Linked DNA regions of Homo sapiens: region 1 is linked to region 2. Evidence: read pairs that join two places in POLR2A ChIA-PET (ENCODE). Cell type or tissue: PC-9. All regions are shown on one strand. Each heading gives the region's core, and the rest is flanking DNA. Links, peaks and the distances in the headings are about the cores only.

Evidence for each region. Peaks named below come from ENCODE experiments on the same cell type or tissue, not always from the same donor. Only the 100,000 strongest peaks of a DNase experiment are listed, where the experiment ranks them.
Region 1: POLR2A ChIA-PET joins it to region 2 with 5 read pairs; 2 of 35 experiments call an interaction of 5 or more read pairs at or near these places.

The regions. Positions count from the first base shown.
Region 1 is chr2:224,819,182-224,823,181 of GRCh38, forward strand. It overlaps DOCK10 (dedicator of cytokinesis 10), which reads right to left. Exons shown (of 56, transcript NM_014689.3): 29 at 265-348. Among named protein-coding and RNA genes, the nearest start is that of CCDC195, 100 kb to the left of the region's middle. In PC-9, for the core only: no CTCF peak of the experiment used is centred there; no DNase peak of the experiment used is centred there.
Region 2 is chr2:224,653,660-224,666,519 of GRCh38, forward strand. LOC105373909 (a long non-coding RNA gene) reads left to right here. Exons shown (of 3, transcript XR_923955.1): 3 at 11,216-11,298. Among named protein-coding and RNA genes, the nearest start is that of CCDC195, 56 kb to the right of the region's middle. In PC-9, for the core only: no CTCF peak of the experiment used is centred there; a DNase peak (open chromatin) is centred at 5,339.

The sequences.
Region 1 (4,000 bases), core at 1-4,000, 160 kb after region 2:
GTAGCTGCAAAGAGCCATTCTCTTCACCACCCACAGGAAATAGAAATGAAATGTAAACACTTTCATTCCACTCTCCTTTGTCCCCATTAAGGAAGGACTTGGTAGGCACACTCAGCAGATGAAACATTAAAAGGCTGCCTCTCCTTGGCATAGAAATCACTTTCTGATACAGAGAATGGACTTAAGCAGGTATCCACAGAGACTACTTTATTTATTTACAATGCCATAGTTTAGAAAACAATCACTCCTGTACGTGGTTCTTACCTTAAGGTCACCGGAGGAGAACATGCTGATGTAATTGTTGACCATCTTAAACACATACCCTCGGTCCATAAATGTAAAGCAGCGCTAAAATAGATAAAATTCTAAATTTAAACACTTTTACTTGAAGAATCATTAAAGATTTTAGAAAATATGATTAAATATATTGAAGTAAAATAACACTAAACTAAATGTGTTGTATAATTAGGTATTTAAAAAATCTTCTAAAGATGTTTAAGCAGTCATCCACATATGGCAACTAAAATAACTACAATTTATATTAAAAATGAAAATGAAACAGGGCAATATACTAACAGAGAATAGGTACATTTAAAAATTCAGAAGAAAACAAGAAAAATTGAAAGGAAAAACAGAATGAAAGCATAAATGAATAAAACAAAAATATCAATCAGAAAGTTATAAATCTATATTGATTTTATAAAATGTCACTGGAGCTTTGCAATGAAATATTATAGCCCCTTCTTTTTTATACAGAAAGCTTTAGCTTTCGGTTGTCTACTTTTTTAACCACTTAGTTACATTTTATTATTTTCTTTTAATAATTCCATTTCACACTTATGGGGTTGTAAATCTTCTCCTGTACACACTGGGTCATAATGAGGAGTGGTAGAGACGAGTCAGGAAAGCCTTTTAAATCTCACTGGCCCCTTTTGACAGAGTAGCTCCTCTCCTTATCAGCTGAGGAAGCTTGCATTTGAAGGCTGAAGGAAGGAGATCGTAAGATTTCTATCAGCGAGCTGCTTACTACCTTTCTTATTCTGTGGTCAAATTCTCTTTACTGTATCAAGGAGAGTCTTAAACAGTAAGTAGGCTTGGAGGAGCACTTGCTCTCTCTCCAAAAGACGGATGGTCATGTAACCAGTAACCAAGCTACCACGGCCAAAGACTGCACAGGCAAAGTGTGGAGCAGGAGGAAGGGACCATAGTTCCCAACGCAGGATCTGGGGAGGCACTAGAGCAGGTGCCTCCCATAGTGGATCTGCAGCTCATTACTTGGTGTGTGAGTCTCATTCTATTCACCCACGTGGGTGTGAGTAAACATGCTGCTTGGGAAAATTCCACAGCTGGTGTGGAGTGCTTCTTTCTTGTCGAAAGTGTCCAGGATGATCCATTAAAATGGTTTTGCATTTCTTGGAGTCTCTCCTCAATTTTACTCACAGACAGGACTACACATAAAATCTTGCTATGGAGAGTGGACCAAGAGCTCTATGGAAAACATTCATTTATTCCAAAAGCACAAGCTATTTAAGCCAAGTAGAGTAGATATGAAGGGTTTTCACTTTTTAGAGACTTGCTTATCCATCCTTATCTGATATTTAGAGAGAAATACCACAGATGTTTAAACCAAGTCTCTCTCTAATATTAGGTGATTTCCAAATGGTTTTCAACAGCTCATTGAAACAAAGCAGTGGTTAGTCAGGCGAATGGGCTAAAAGATACGGCTATCCAATCAGCAAAATAAAAATCAGAATGAATCAGCCTTTGCTACCATCTTGGTATTGTGCTTCATAAAAAGAGTGTCTAAATAGGTATGTTCAGATAAGTAGAGCTGTGACCCAGGTGGGTGGCAAAAAGAAAAATGACAAAAGCTGCAATCATTTGAATCCTATTTACTTCACTGAGAGAATAGTTGAGAAATGTACAAGCTTTTTGGCATAATTGCTGAAAAAATATTACTTTCCCATAATGTGGGGTAAGGGAGGCTACCTTTTAATGTAGAACATTTTTATATGCCCACACACTGGTTCCCAGAGGTTCTTCTTGATTCTTGGAGACCAATTTTGAGCAACCCATGGAGTTACAATAATATTTTAATTGTTAAATTCCAATGTTGACTAATTCACAGTATTTGCTAATGTAGACTTCAATAACAAAAAGAGGTAGCAGTCATTTGAAGCCCCAATTGAGCAAATAACTATTGTTTGCTGGAAATATAAGAGATTTATGACATCAGCACTAGGAGTGGGCTGTGTTGAGCATCTGAAAACTCAAATTTATTGGAATTGCACCAAATGACTACGTTCAGTTTTACATTTTCAAAAATCACTTTCTTTTCCTTTCTTTTTTTTCTCTCCTAGCTCAAATGATTCATCTAATAAGTGTTCCAATTTTTTTTAATATTATGTGTCAAATAAATGCCATTAAAACTTCAAATTAGTAATAAGGAGGGTAACTATGAGGTCTTTTCCCTTTTTTAGAGACTTGCTTATTCGTCATTTTTTGCAGTTTAGGGAAGAATATTTCAGATGTTTCTTTCAATATATTTTATTTGCAAACTGAACTATACATAATTCTTTCTAAGTTTCCTAGTAAACTATTAGCATAGCAATAAACTTTATTCCCATAGGTCTTAAAATGTGGTAGAAAACTACAGTAACTTTTCCCCCCTTTAAACTTTTCCCCTTTAACACTTATCATTCTTGTCTCTTTCTGGAAGCAAGAAAAAAGTAAAAATCAGAGACAAAACCTTGAAGAAAAAAATAAATTCAGGATAAGAACACATACAGTGTATAATTTGAAATAGTTTTTAACACATTAAAAAAAAGAAATTAGGCTGGATTAAAGCTCACCAGTGACAAGTTGGGCCCATTTTCCACTTCTATAGGCTTTTAACTGTATATTATTAGCATTTATTTATACATTCTCACACTCACCCATATGTTCTGGTGACTACCATTAAGAAACAAGTCAAATGACTTCATAAAGGTTATAGTAGTCAAGAGTTAGACTAAAGAAGGAGGCACAGAAAACTATTATCTTTCTAATTGCTTGCATTATCTGTTAAATGGTATACTGTAATTATGTATCTTAGTTTTTTCTTCGACTTTGCATTTCTTTCCTCTCAGCTCAATATAAATGGTTGTAACCCAATGAAATATAACTAATTTCCATACATATCCAGTTTAGTAAGTAGCTACTCAATACTTTACTTGATAATTTTTCTTTCATGGGATCAGTGTGATCTTTCCATAATGTAAAAAACAGCGTGGGTCAACCTTGGTGGCTCACACCTGTCATCCCAGCACTTAGGGAGGCCAATCTCTTGAGCTCAGGAGTTTGAAACCAGCCTGGGCTACGTGGCAAAACCCCGTCTCTACAAAAAATACAAAAATTAGCCAGGTTTGTGTCTGTGTCCTACTCAGGAGGCTGAGGTGGGAGGATCGCCTGAGCCCAGGGAGGTTGAGGCTACAGTGAGTTGTGATCATGCCAGTGTGCTCCAGCTTGGGTTGACAGAGTGAGATCCTGTCTCAAAAAGAAATAAAGAAAAAAAAGAGCCTGGAGATAATAAACAAAAATGCTAAATTCCTGAAGCGTTTCCCAAAGTGGCTATTTGGTATCACTGTCAGAGCTAAAGCCATTATAACATCACTTTCAAAGGCAGAAATGTCCAAGAGAATAATATTACTGTAGTGCAGCTTCCTTTTTAAAAATTTCATTTTTTCTCTTAAAATATATTTAGAAATACTATGATTTGACTGCACTCAAATGGATACTTTTCTCTAACCTTAGTTTTTTTTTTCTTTCTTCCTGTCTTTTTTTTTTTTGAGACAGTCTCTCTCTGTCACCAGGCTAGAGTGCAGTGGTGTGATCTCGGCTCACTGCAACCTCCGCCTCCCAGGTTCAAGTGATTCTCCTGCCTCAGCCTCCCAAATAGCTAGGACTACAGGCACGCACCACCACGCCCAGCTAATTTTTGTATTTTTAGTAGACACGGGGT
Region 2 (12,860 bases), core at 3,667-7,666:
TAATGGATAGCAGCATTTGTCTAAATCCGGGATACTTAATGTTGCAAAGACCTTGGTCTCACAGGGCAGACTATAGTCAGACCCATAGTTTGATGCAGTGTGATTTTCCTGTTGCTGGCGTTGAACCCAGTGGTCATCAAGTTGCATTTTTCCCCGAGGTTTGTATTCTGCCAAAATTTGGCTGGAAAATTATTTTCTTGTGGATCTGATTTTAAAAGACATTCACAGATAGGTGCAGTGTCCCACGTTTGTAATCCCAGCACTAGGGAGGCCACCCAGGGGGATTGCTTGAGGCCAGGAGTTTGAGACTAGCCTGGGCAGCATGGTAAGACCCTGTCTCTTAAAAAAACAAAACGAAGGTTAGCAGGGCATGGTGGCTCACACTTGTAGTCCCAGCTACTCCAGAAGCTGAATTAGGAGGATCACTTGAGCCCTGGAGATTAAGGATGCAGTGAACTGTGATGGTGCCATTGCACTCCAGTCTGTGTGACAGAATGAGTCCTTGTCTGTGATTTAAAAAAATCTTTTTAATTAAAAAAAAACTAAAGGACACTCACAAGAGCAAACTAACAGCCTTGAGCTTGAAGAGCTCTAATTTGGTATCTACTTGTTACCCCTGCAATGTCTTTCCTCTCTTCACTTCTCACAGAGATCAACCATGCCTACTTGTCTCCCTCCATTCAGACCAGATTTATTTAGCAGAAAGCTTTTTGAAAGAAGTCATATGGATTTCAGGTCGGCATGGTGGCTCACGCCTGTAATCCCAGCACTTTGGGAGGCCAAGGTGGGTGGATCACCTGAGGTCAGGAGTTCGAGCCCAGCCTGGCCAACATGGTGAAACTCCATGTCTACTAAAAATACAAAAAATTAGCTGGGTGTGGTGGCACACACCTGTAGTCCCAGCTACTCAGGAGGTTGAGGCAGGAGAACCGTTTGAACCCGGGAGGCAGAGGTTGCAGTGAGCCAAGATTGAGCCATTGCACTCCAGCCTGGGTGACAAGAGTGAAACTCCATCTCAAAAGAGAGAGAGAGAGAGAGAGAAAAAAAAAAAAGAAGTCATATGAGTTTCTTTCCTTATCCCAACTCCCATGGCTATATCTGGCTCTTTCTGAAGTAGAATATGATGCTTGAAAGGTGGCTTTTAACTCAGGCGGAAAGGATGTGTTCTTGGGCAAGAGAGAGGAAAATGGTCTTTGACATGGTCAGAGAAGCTCTAGAAATCTGTTAGTAGTTTCACCAGCTCTCATATTTTCGGAGGTTTATAAATTGGTAGTAAAATAATTCCCAGGCTCTGTAACATAAGTTTAAAGAAGGTGAAAAAATCTCTTAAACATTATTTCAGTGGTGGGAACATATGTTGAGGTCAGAAAAGTTTTTTGAAAAATCAATGATCCAGCCAATCTTTAAATGTTATGCCTTGAGAGAGGTGAGGGCCAGGTGCTGTGGCTCATGCCTGTAATCCCAGTGAGAGGTGACAACGTGCTAGCAGCCCTTGCTCGCTCTCAGCACCTCCTCGGCCTTGGCATCCGCTCTGGCCATGCTTCAGGAGCCCTTCAGCCCGCTGCTGCATGGTGGGAGCCCCTCTCTGGGCTGGCCGTGGCCGGAGCTGGCACCCTCTGCTTGCAGGGAGGTGTGGAGGGAGAGGCGCAGGCGGGAACTGGGGCTGCACGTGGTGCTCATGGGCCAGCGCGAGTTCCGGGTGTGCACGGGCTCAGCGGGCCCTGCACTCAGAGCTGCCGGCCAGTGCCGCTGGCCCCAGGCAGTGAGGGGCTTAGCACTGTGGCCAGCAGCTGTGGAGGGGGCGCTGGGTCCCCCAGCACTGCCGGCCGGCCTGCGCGGTGCTCGAATTCTCGCCTGGCCTCAGCCGCCTCCGGAGGGGCAGGGCTGGGGACCTTCAGCCCACCATGCCCAAGCCCCACCCCCCACCCCAGTCATGGGCTCCTGCACGGCCTGAGCCTCCCCAACAGACGCCAGCCCCCTGCTCCGTGGCGCCCGGTCCCATAGACTGCCCAAGGGCTGAGGAGTGCAGGTGCAGAGCGTGGGACTGGTGAGCAACTCCGCCCCCAGCCCTGGCACGGATCCACTAGGTGAAGCCAGCTGGGCTCCTGAGTCAGGTGGGGACTTAGAGAACTTTTATGTCTAGCTGGAGGATTGTATATGCACCAGTCAGCACTCTGTGTCTAGCTCGGGGTTCATGGGTGCACCAATCAGCACTCTGTATCTAGCTCATCTGGTGGGGACTTGGAGAACCTTTTTTTTTTTTCTGAGACGAAGTCTCACTTTTTCACCCAGGCTGGAGTGCAGTGGCACTATCTATGCTCACTGCAAGCTCCGCCTCCCCGGTTCATGCCATTCTTCTGTCTCAGCCTTCTGAGTAGCTGGGACTACAGGTGCCCGCCACTGCGCCGCCTGGCTAATTTTTTTTGTATTTTTAGTAGAGATGGGGTTTCACCTTGTTATCCAGGATGGTCTCCATCTCCTGACCTCGTGATCCGCTAGCCTTGGCCTCCCAAAGTGCTGGGATTACAGGCGTGAGCCACTGCGTCGGGCCAAGACTTGGAGAACTTATATGTCTAGCTAAAGGATTGTAAATGCACCAATAAGCACTCTGTGTCTAGCTCAAGGTTTGTAAACACACCAATCAGCACTCTGTGTCTAGCTCAAGGTTTGTAAATGCACCAATCAGCACCCTGTGTCTAGCTCAAGGTTTGTAAATGCACCAATCAGTGCTCTGTGTCTAGCTAATCTAGTGGGGACTTGGAGAACTTTTACCTCTAGCTGGAGGATTGTAAATACACCAATCAGCACTCTGTGTCTAGTTCAGTGATTGTAAATGCACCAATCAGCACCCTGTCAAAACGGACCAATAAGCTCTCTGCAAAATGGACCAATCAGCTTTCTGTAAAATGGGCCAATCAGCAGGATGTGGGTGGGGTCAGATAAGGGAATAAAAGCAGGCTGCCAGAGCCAGCAGCAGCAGCCGGCTTGGGTCCCCTTCAACACTGTGGAAGATTTGTTGTTTTGCTCTTTGCAATAAATGTTGGTCCTGCTCACTCTTTAGATCCGCACTACCTTTATGAGCTGTAACATTCACCGTGAAGGTCTGCAGCTTCACTCCTGAGGCCAGCAAGGCCATGAACCCACAGGGAGGAATGACTAACTCCAGACGGGAGGAATGAACAGCTCTAGACGCGCAGCCTTAAGAGCTGTAACACTCATCGTGAAGGTCTGCAGCTTCACTCGTGAAGCCAGGGAGACCATGAATCCACCAGAAAGAACAAACTCCGAATGTGTCTGAATATGAGAAGGAACAAACTCTGGACACACCTTCTTTAAGAACTGTAACACCCACCGAGAGGGTGTGCGGCTTTATTCTTGAAGTCAGTGAGACCATGAACCCGCCAATTGTGGACACACCAGCACTATGGTAGGTTGAGGCAGGTGCATTGCTTGACCCCAGGAGTTCAAGACCAGTTTGGGCAACACCGTGAAACCCCATCTCTACTAAAAATACAAAAATAAGCCAGGTATGGTGGTGTGTGCCTGTAGTCCCAGCTATTCAGGGGGCTAAGGCGGGAGGATCACCTGAGCCCAGAAGGTCAAGGCTGCAGTGAGACATAATTGTGCCACTGCACTGCAGCCTGGGCTACAGAAGGAGACCCTGTCTTGGGGCGGGGGGGGGGGGGGGGGGAAGGACACTACATGGCAGGGTCCGGGATCCAATGAGACCAGACTCCAGCATCACCCCATGGCTGGATCCATCAGATCATGCCTGTGGGCATCACCTCATTGCAAGATCCAATTAGATCACACCTCATTACCTCATGCTTATAAAACTCAACCCAGCCCTCAGCTCTCGGAGACAGATTTGAGCATTTCCTCTTATCACTTTGTCAGTATAGTCATAACAAACCTTTCTTGCTGCACAAGCCCGTGTTTTGGTGTTTGGCCATTGAGCGAGGGCAAATGATCTCAGTTTGGACACGTATGAGTGTGTCCACATACACATGTTAGCATCAACTAAACTGTTCTGGATAACCTTGGGCCAGGTAAGGGTTCAGGCTAACTTGGCAGATTTTTTCATTAAAAGGCCAGATAGCAATATTTTAGGCTTTGCTGGCTACGGAAGGTATCTGTCACATATTTTTGTTGTTGTTGTTGTTGTTGTTTTTTACAACCCTTTAAAACTTGGATGAGCTTCAAAAGCATGCTAAGTGAAAGATACCATACACAAAAGGTGGCATATTGTGTGTTTCAATTTATATGATATATCCAGAATAGGCAAGTCCGTGGAGACAGCAGATTGGCGGTTGCCAGGAGCTAGGGGAGGAGGAAAGGAGCGACTGTTTAATGGGCATGATTACTCTTTTTGGGGTGATGAAATGTTTTGGAACTGGATAGGTGAGGTTGCACAACATTGTAAATGTACTAAATGAAATTATTTCACTTAAACATGGCATTGTTAAATTTAAAATGTTTCAGTTTCTGTGATATGAATTTCTGTTATGTGAATTTCAATTTATTTATTTATTTATTTATTTTGAGACGGAGTCTTGCTCTTTCACCCAGGCTGGACTGCAGTGGCGCTACCTCGGCTCACTGCAAGCTCCACCTCCCGGGGTTCACGCCATTCTCCTGCCTCAGCCTCCTGAGTAGCTGGGACTACAGGTGCCCACCACCACGCCCGGCTAATTTTTTTTGTATTTTTAGTAGAGACGGGGTTTCACTTTGTTAGCAAGGATGGTCTCGATCTCCTGACGTCGTGATCCGCCCGCCTCAGCCTCCCAAAGTGCTGGGATTACAGGCGTGAGCCACAGCGCCCGGCCATGAATTTCAATATAAAATGGTTCAATTTCAGTTTTCTGAATTTCACCTCAAGGAAAACAAACAAATACCTTAAAGAACATTCTTAGCTCAAAAGCCTTAAAAAAACAGGCTAGAGGATGAACTTGGCTGCAGGGTCATCATTTGTGGGCTCTTGGGCTAAAGGAAGGGCTAATTTCTTTTGTCAGAAGTAAGGAGTATATAATGATAAGTTCTCTGGAGCATAAATTTTGTATTAGTCATATTTATTAATTCATTCCACAGAGCATTACCCAGGGGGACATATGCGGTGCCCTAGTTACAGCAGTGGGCAAGGCAGACATTTTGCCACCCTCATGGAGCTTAGTCCTTTACTTATTTTTACTTCCTCAGGATTCAGACAACAAGCAGAGGCCAATTTATGGGGCTGCATGACAGTTTATTGCATTTGAGCATTTTTCTAATTTGGGTTTCTTATAACAACAAAGGCCAATGTGTGTTTGTGTGTGAATGTTTTGCAACTAGACAGATGTGAAGGTTACCCAACATTGTGAATGTGCTGAATGGAATTGTTCTATTCAAACATGGCATTATTTGTTTTAAAATGCATTATGTGAGTTTGAAGTTATGTGAATTTCACCTCAACAAAAACAATGTAAAAAAACCATTCTCAGCTTGAAGGCCTTAATATCCTTATGGAGATATAATTCATATAACCATACAACTCCTCCATGTAAAGTGTGCAATTCAATGGGTTTTGTATATTCATAGAGTTGTGCAACTATCACCATAATAAGTTTTGAAACATTTTTTTCTCCCTAAGAAAGCCCTGTGCCCTTGAGTTGTTGCTATGGACTGAATTCTATATCCCTCTCCCCATAATTTATATGCTGAAGCCCTAATCTCCAATGTAATGGTATTTGGAGGTGGGGCCTTTGGAAGATAATAGGTTTAGATGAAGTCAGGAGATTGGGACCCTCATGATAGGATTAGGGCCCTTATAATAAGAGACCCCAGAGAACTTGCTTGTTTTCTCTTCTCTCACCATAGAAGAAAGCCTCCACCAGATACAGGCACTATTGGTACCTTGATCTTAGACTTCCAGCGTCTTTAATTATGAGAAAATAAATTTCTTTCATTTAAGTTACCTAGTATGTGGTATTTTGTTATGGTAGCCTGAACTGATTAAGACAGCTATCATTCCCCTATGTGTCCTTCTCTGCCCACCTCCCACCTCCTTCCCCCAGCCCCAGGCAACCACTAGTCAACTTTCTGTCCCTGTGGGTTCGCCTATTCCGGACATTTTACATACATGGAATTGAGGCAGGAGAATAGGGGCTGGAGGCCGGGAACCTAAGGACTCCCTAGAACTAAATCAAACAGAAACACTTCAGTGATGAAAGGAAATATCCTCTTCATTTACATAGGGCATACACTGAGTGACTTTGTAACTTCTCTTTAGTGTCTTCATTTACATAGCACATACTCCATTGGAACCCTCCAGAGGCTATTTAAACCCCAGAAAATTCTGTAACGAGGCTCTTGAGCCCCTATGCTCGGACCACTTCCACCCTGTGGAGTGCACTTTCATTTTCAATAAATCTCTGCTTTTGTTGCTTCATTCTGTCCTTGCTTTGTTTGTACGTTTTGTCAATTCTTTGTTCAAGATGCCAAGATCCTGGACACCTTCCATTGGTAACAGAATCATACGATATGTAGCCTCTTTCACTTAGCATAATGTTTTCGAGGTTCATCTACACTGTAGCATGTATCAGTATAATCATTATATCATTTCTTCTTTCCTTTTTTTTTTTTTTTGAGACAGAGTATCGCTCTGTCGCCCAGGCTGGAGTGCAGTGGTGCAATCTCAGCTCACTGCAACCTCTGCCTCCAGGTTCACGCGATTCTCCTGCCTCAGCCTCCTGAGTAGCTGGGATTACAGGTGCGTGCCACCATGCCCGACTAATTTTTTGTATTTTTAGTAGAGATGGGGTTTCACTGTGTTAGCCAGGATGGTCTCGATCTCCTGACCTCGTGATCCACCCGCCTTGGCCCCTCAAAGTGCTGGGATTAGAGGCGTGAACCACCACGCCCGGTCCCCCAACCCCCCCTTCTTTTTTGAGACAGGGTCTCACTCTGTTGTTCAGGCTGGAGTGCCATGGTAAGATCATAGCTCACTGGAGCCTCCAACTCCTGTGCTCGAGCAGTCCTTCTCAGCCTCTCAAGCAGCTGGACGACAGGCGCATGCCACCATGCCTGGCTAATGAAATTTTTTTTTTTTTTTTTTTTGTAGTGACAGGGTCTTGATTTCTTGCCTAGGCTAGTCTCCAACTCCTAGCTTCAAATAGTCTCCTCGTTTCAGCCTTCCAAAGTGCTGAGATTATAGGTATGAGCCACCATGCCCACCCAACATTTATTTTTATTGCGGAATAATACTTCAGAGTATGGTATTTATATAGCTGTAAGTTTTTGTGGCTACAGTTTGTGCTGGGTAGAGTTTGTCCCTGTTGTAGAAAAGGACAGTCCTGGTAGGTGGAATGTCTAGATAAGCCCATCCTAGAAAGAGGGTGTATTAGTCTGTTTTCATGCTGCTGATAAAGACATACCTGAGACTGGGAAGGAGAAGAGGTTTAATTGGACTTACAGTTCCACATGGCTATGGAGGCCTCAGAATCATAACAGGAGGCGAAAGGCACTTCTTTGTTTGTTTTTTGAGACGGAGTCTCATTCTGTCACCAGGTTGGAGTGCAGTGGTGTGATCTTGGCTCACTGCAACCTGTGCCTCCTGGGTTCAAGCGATTCTCCTGCCTCAGCCTCCCAAGTAGCTGGGATTATAGGTGCCTGTGACTATGCCTGGCTAATTTTTGTATTTTTAGTAGAGTTGGGGTTTCAGCATGTTGGCCAGGATGGTCTCAATCTCTTGACCTCGTTATCTGCCCGCCTCAGCCTCCCAAAGTACTGGGATTACAGGCATGAGCCACCGTGCTTGGCCGTGAAAGGCACTTCTTACATGGCGGCAGCAAGAGAAAATGAGGAAGAAGCAAAAGTGGAAACCCTTGATAAACCCATTGGTTATCACCAGACTTACTCATTATCATGAGAATAGCATGGGAAAGACCAGCCCCCATGATTCAATTACCTTCCACTGGGTTCCTCCCACAACATGTGGGAATTCTGGGAGCTACAATTCAAGTTGAGATTTGAATGGGGACACAGCCAAACCATATCATTCCACACCTGGCCCCTCCAAATCTCATGTCCTCACATTTCAAAACCAATCATGCCTTACCAACAGTCTGCCAAAATCTTAACTCATTTCAGCATTAACCCGAAAGTCCACAGTCCAAAGTCTCATCTGAGACAAGGCAAGTCCCTTCCACCTACGAGCCTGTAAAATCAAAAGCAAGCTAGTTACTTCCTAGATACAATAGGGGCACAAGCGTTGGGTAAATACAGCCATTCCAAATGGGAGAAATTGGCCAAAACGAAGTAGTGACAGGGCTTATGCAAGTCCAAAATCCAGTGGGGAAGTCCAATTCCAAAAATGATCTCCTTTGACTCCAGGTCTTACATCCAGTTCACGCTGATGCAAAATGTGGGTTCTCATGGTCTTGGGCAGCTCTGCCCCTGTGGCTTTGCAGGGTACTGCCTCCCTCCTGGCTTCTCCCTCCCACCTACCAGGACTGTCCTTTTCTACAACAGGCACAAACTCTAGCCAGCACAAATTGTAGCCACAAAAACTTACAGCTGTATAAATATCATACAATGAAACATTACTCCACAACAAAAAGAAATTACAGGTGGGCATGGTGGCTTATACCTGTAATCTCAGGACTTTGGGAGGCTGAGGTGAGGAGATTATTTGAAGCTAGGAGATGGAGACCAGCCTGGGGAAGAAATCAAGACCCTGTCTTTAACAAAAAAAAAAAAAAAATTTTTTTTCATGGGCCGGCATTGAGTGCCTGTGGCTTTTCCAGGTGCATGGAGCAAGCTGTTGGTGGATCTACCATTCTGGGGTTTGGAAGATGATGGCCCTCTTCTCAAAGCTCCACTAGGCAGTGCCCCAGTAGGGACTCTGTGTGGGGGCTCTGACCCCACATTTCCCTTCTGTACTGCCCTAGAAGAGGTTCTTCATGAGGGCCCTGCCCCTGCAGCAAACTTTTGCCTGGGCATCCAGGCATTTCCATACATCTTCTGAAATCTAGGTGGAGGTTCCCAAACCTCAATTCTTGACTTCTGTGCACCTGCAGACTTAACCACATGGAAGCTGCCAAGGCTTGGGGCTTCCATCCTCTGAAGCTACAGCCCGAACTGTACATTGGCCCCTTTCAGCCATGGCTGGAGTGGCTGGGACATGGGGCACCAAGTCCCTAGGCTGCATACAGCATGAGGACCCTGGGCCTGGCCCACAAAACCACTTTTTCCTCCTGGGCCTCTGGGCCTGTGATGGTAGGGGCTGCTGTGAAGGTCTCTCACATACCCTGGAGACATTTTTCCCATGGTCTTGGGGATTAACATTAGACTCCTTGCTACTTATGCAAATTTCTGCAGCTGGCTTGAATTTCCCCTCAAAAAATGGATTGTTCTTTTAACTGCATCATCAGGCTGCAAGTTTCCAAACTTTTATGATCTGTTTCCCTCTTAAAATGGAATGCTTTTAATAGTACCCAACTCACCTCTTGAATGCTTTTCTGCTTAGAAATTTCTTCTGCCAGATACCTAAATCATGTCTCTCAAGTTCAAAGTTCCACAGATCTCTAGGGCAGGGGCAAAATGCTGCCAGTCTCTTTGCTAAAATGTAACAAGAGTCACTTTTGCTTCAGTTGCCAACAAGTTCCTTATCTCCATCTGAGACCACCTCAGCCTGGACCTTATTGTTCATATCACTATTAGCATTTTTGTCAAAGCCATTCAACAAATCTCTGGGAAGTTCCAAACTTTCCCACATTTTCCTGTTTTCTTCTGAGCCCTCCAAACTGCGCCAACCTCTGCCTGTTACCCAGTTCCAAAGTTGCTTTCACATTTTTTGCATGTCTTTTCAGCAACACCCTGCTCCTGGTACTAATTTACTGTATTAGTCCGTTTTCATACTGCTGATAAAAGACATACCTGAGACTGGGAAGAAAAAGAGGTTTAATTGGACTTACAGTTCCACATGGCTGGGAGGCCTCAGAATCATGGCAGGAGGCAAAAGACACTTCTTACATGGTGGTGGCAAGAGAAAATGAGGAAGAAGCAAAAGTGGAAACCCCTGATAAACCCATCAGATCTCTTGAGACTTATTCATTATCATGAGAATATCATGGGAAAGGCTGGCCCCCATGATTCAATTACCTCCCCCAGGTCCCTCCCACAACACATGGGAATTCTGGGAGATACAATTCAAGTTGAGATTTGAATGGGGACACACCCAAACCATAATAGAGGGAGCTGTTTTCCAGAACAGAGTCCTCTTTTCCTTTCTCTGGACCTTTAATTGTTGCTTCCTCTGTGGGCCTGCTCTGAATACTGTGAGGTCTGGGGCAGGAGTCCAAATGGAGGCCATTGTGCCATATGTGCAAATATGTAAAAGTTATAAATCAAGGCACCAAACTGTTATATAAGACATATTGTGTCCTCATCTTCACAATGATTAGAAGGCTTGTTTCAATTTAATTTAATGTATTTATTTGTTTTTGAGAAAGGGTGTCTCTCTGTCACCCAGGTTGGAGTGCAGTGGCATCATGATCATGGCTCCCTGCTGCCTCCATCTCATGGGCTCAAGTGATCCTCCTACCTCAGCCTCCTGAGTAGCTGGGAATACAGAAGCATGCCACCACTCTTGGCTAATTAAAAAAAATATTTAAAAGTTTTTTTTATAGAGTTGTGTCTCACTATGTTGCCCAGGCTGGTCTTGAACTCCTGGGCTCAAGTAATCCTCCCACCTTGGCCTCTCAAAGTGCTGGGATTACAGGCATGAGCCACTGCATGCAGCCCTGGTTTCAGTTTTAGAATTATTGGAATCCTTGGACGTCCCTGCCTCTATGCATCTGTGACTTTCCTTTTCCCATCTGAGCTCCATCTTGCTCTGCAAGAAACCTTCTGCAATGGTTCTCCCCACATCTCACATACATAACTGCTTTTTGGCCACTCTGGTCTCAGTATGAGGAGCCTGGGAAGAGCTTAGGCTCTGGAATCAGGCGTGGGACTCTTTGGGCAGAAGATTCTGAGGTTCTGTATATGTGGATCATGGTTCAGAAGAAGAAAATGTGGGATCCAGGGGAGTATGTCCACTGGGCTTGTAGACTCCTTGGTCTGTGGGGAGAGCCAGTAGCCAGATGAAGGCCAGAGTGGGTTCCTCTAATGTGTGAGGTTCAGTTTTGCAGCCCTTGTTGCTTGAGACCAAAGGCAGTACTGTTTCTGTGGTTCCCAGGTAATGGAGACTTGATTTCCAGCAATCAGAAAAGCCTCACCAAGCTTGCTTATCCTTTCCTACCTGGAGTGAGACCCACACCGTCTCAAAGACAAGGTGAGAAACCATTATATTTGCTTCACCGAGATGGATTTTAGAAAGCCTAAACCATCACTTAACCTCATTTGATCCAGAATATCCCCTCTGAGAAACACTGTGTGTGTGTGGTCTTGAACTCCTGGGCTCAAGTAATCCTCCGACACACATTGGTATGTCCATGCTAACTTAAAGGCTGAGCAGATGCCACCAAATCTTGATGTTCTTTTGTGTCTGCTTATTGCAGTTTCCAATTAGGTGCTCAGGATACTTTTGCCTTGCCCTCCCAAACTGCTGTGGTTATAGGCATGAGCCACTGTGCCTGGCCTAGAATTTTTAACTGTATTCAGTAAGGACTATTTTAGTATCAAGTAACAGAAATTGTACTTAAACTGGACGAAAAAGAATACATATTTCTCTTTTCTCCAGAAAAGAGAAATACATATTGCCCACTTATCTAGAAAGTCAAGCAGTAGTGTTGCAGGCACAGCTTCACCAATAATATGGGGCCCAACGTCACCAATAATATGTCCCTCTCAATTCCCGATTCTGTTTCTCTTCATGTTGGCTTCATTTTTGGGCAAGTTCTCTCTTGTGGTGACAAAGAAGGCATCATGCAAGGTTAGCATCTTCAGGAAAAGCTCATCTTTCACAACAGTTATAATAAAAGGACCAGATTCAATTCTTTTTGAAACATCATGGGTCATGTGCCCCACCCTGAATCAGTCAATGTGGCCAGGGAAATGGGATGCACCTATTGGCTAATTTGAATCACATGCTTCTCTTTAGAGACAGGAGGTTTGTGGGTATGAGGTCGACTCATCTAATCCTGTAACCTAAGTGTTGGGAAAGGGTTAGTTCCTTGAAAGACCAGGCACTGACTTCTAGAGGGTGGCTGGATGTTGGCCAGGCCAAAACAGTAGTTATCTCCTACAAGACTGCAAAATCTAATGGGCTTTAGAGTCTGCCTTTAAAAGTGGGGACAATAAAATGTGCCTTACCTTACTTCACAGGATCAAATTCAATCCCTCAAATGAATTCTAAAAATTATAAAGGATTTTACAAAGGCAAGGTAATGTTATGTTACCTTTCACAGGTGATTTAACTAAAGGAATATGTAGAAAGACATTACTAGGGGCAGGCACGATGGCTCACGCTTGTAATCCCAACACTTTGGGAGACTGAGGCGGGCGGATCACGAGGTCAGGAGATGGAGACCATGCTGGTTAACATGGTGAAACTCCGTCTCTACTAAAAATACAAAAAGTAGCCGGGCGTAGTGGCAGGTGCCTTTAATCCCAGCTACTCAGGAGGCTGAGGTAGGAGAGTCACTGAAACCCAGGAGGTGGAGGTTGCAGTGACCCGAGATCGTGCCACTGCACTCTAGCCTAGGTGACAGATTGAGACTTCGTCTCAAAAAAAAAAAAAGAAAAAAAGGAAGACATTGCTGAAGTGTAAAGCATACCCAGTTTTCTTTATCTTACCATATATTGACCGCAATGTAATTTTGAAGGAGTTTGGAGAATATTTCTTCGAGTTTTACAAAAGGTCAGACTCTGATCATATGCTG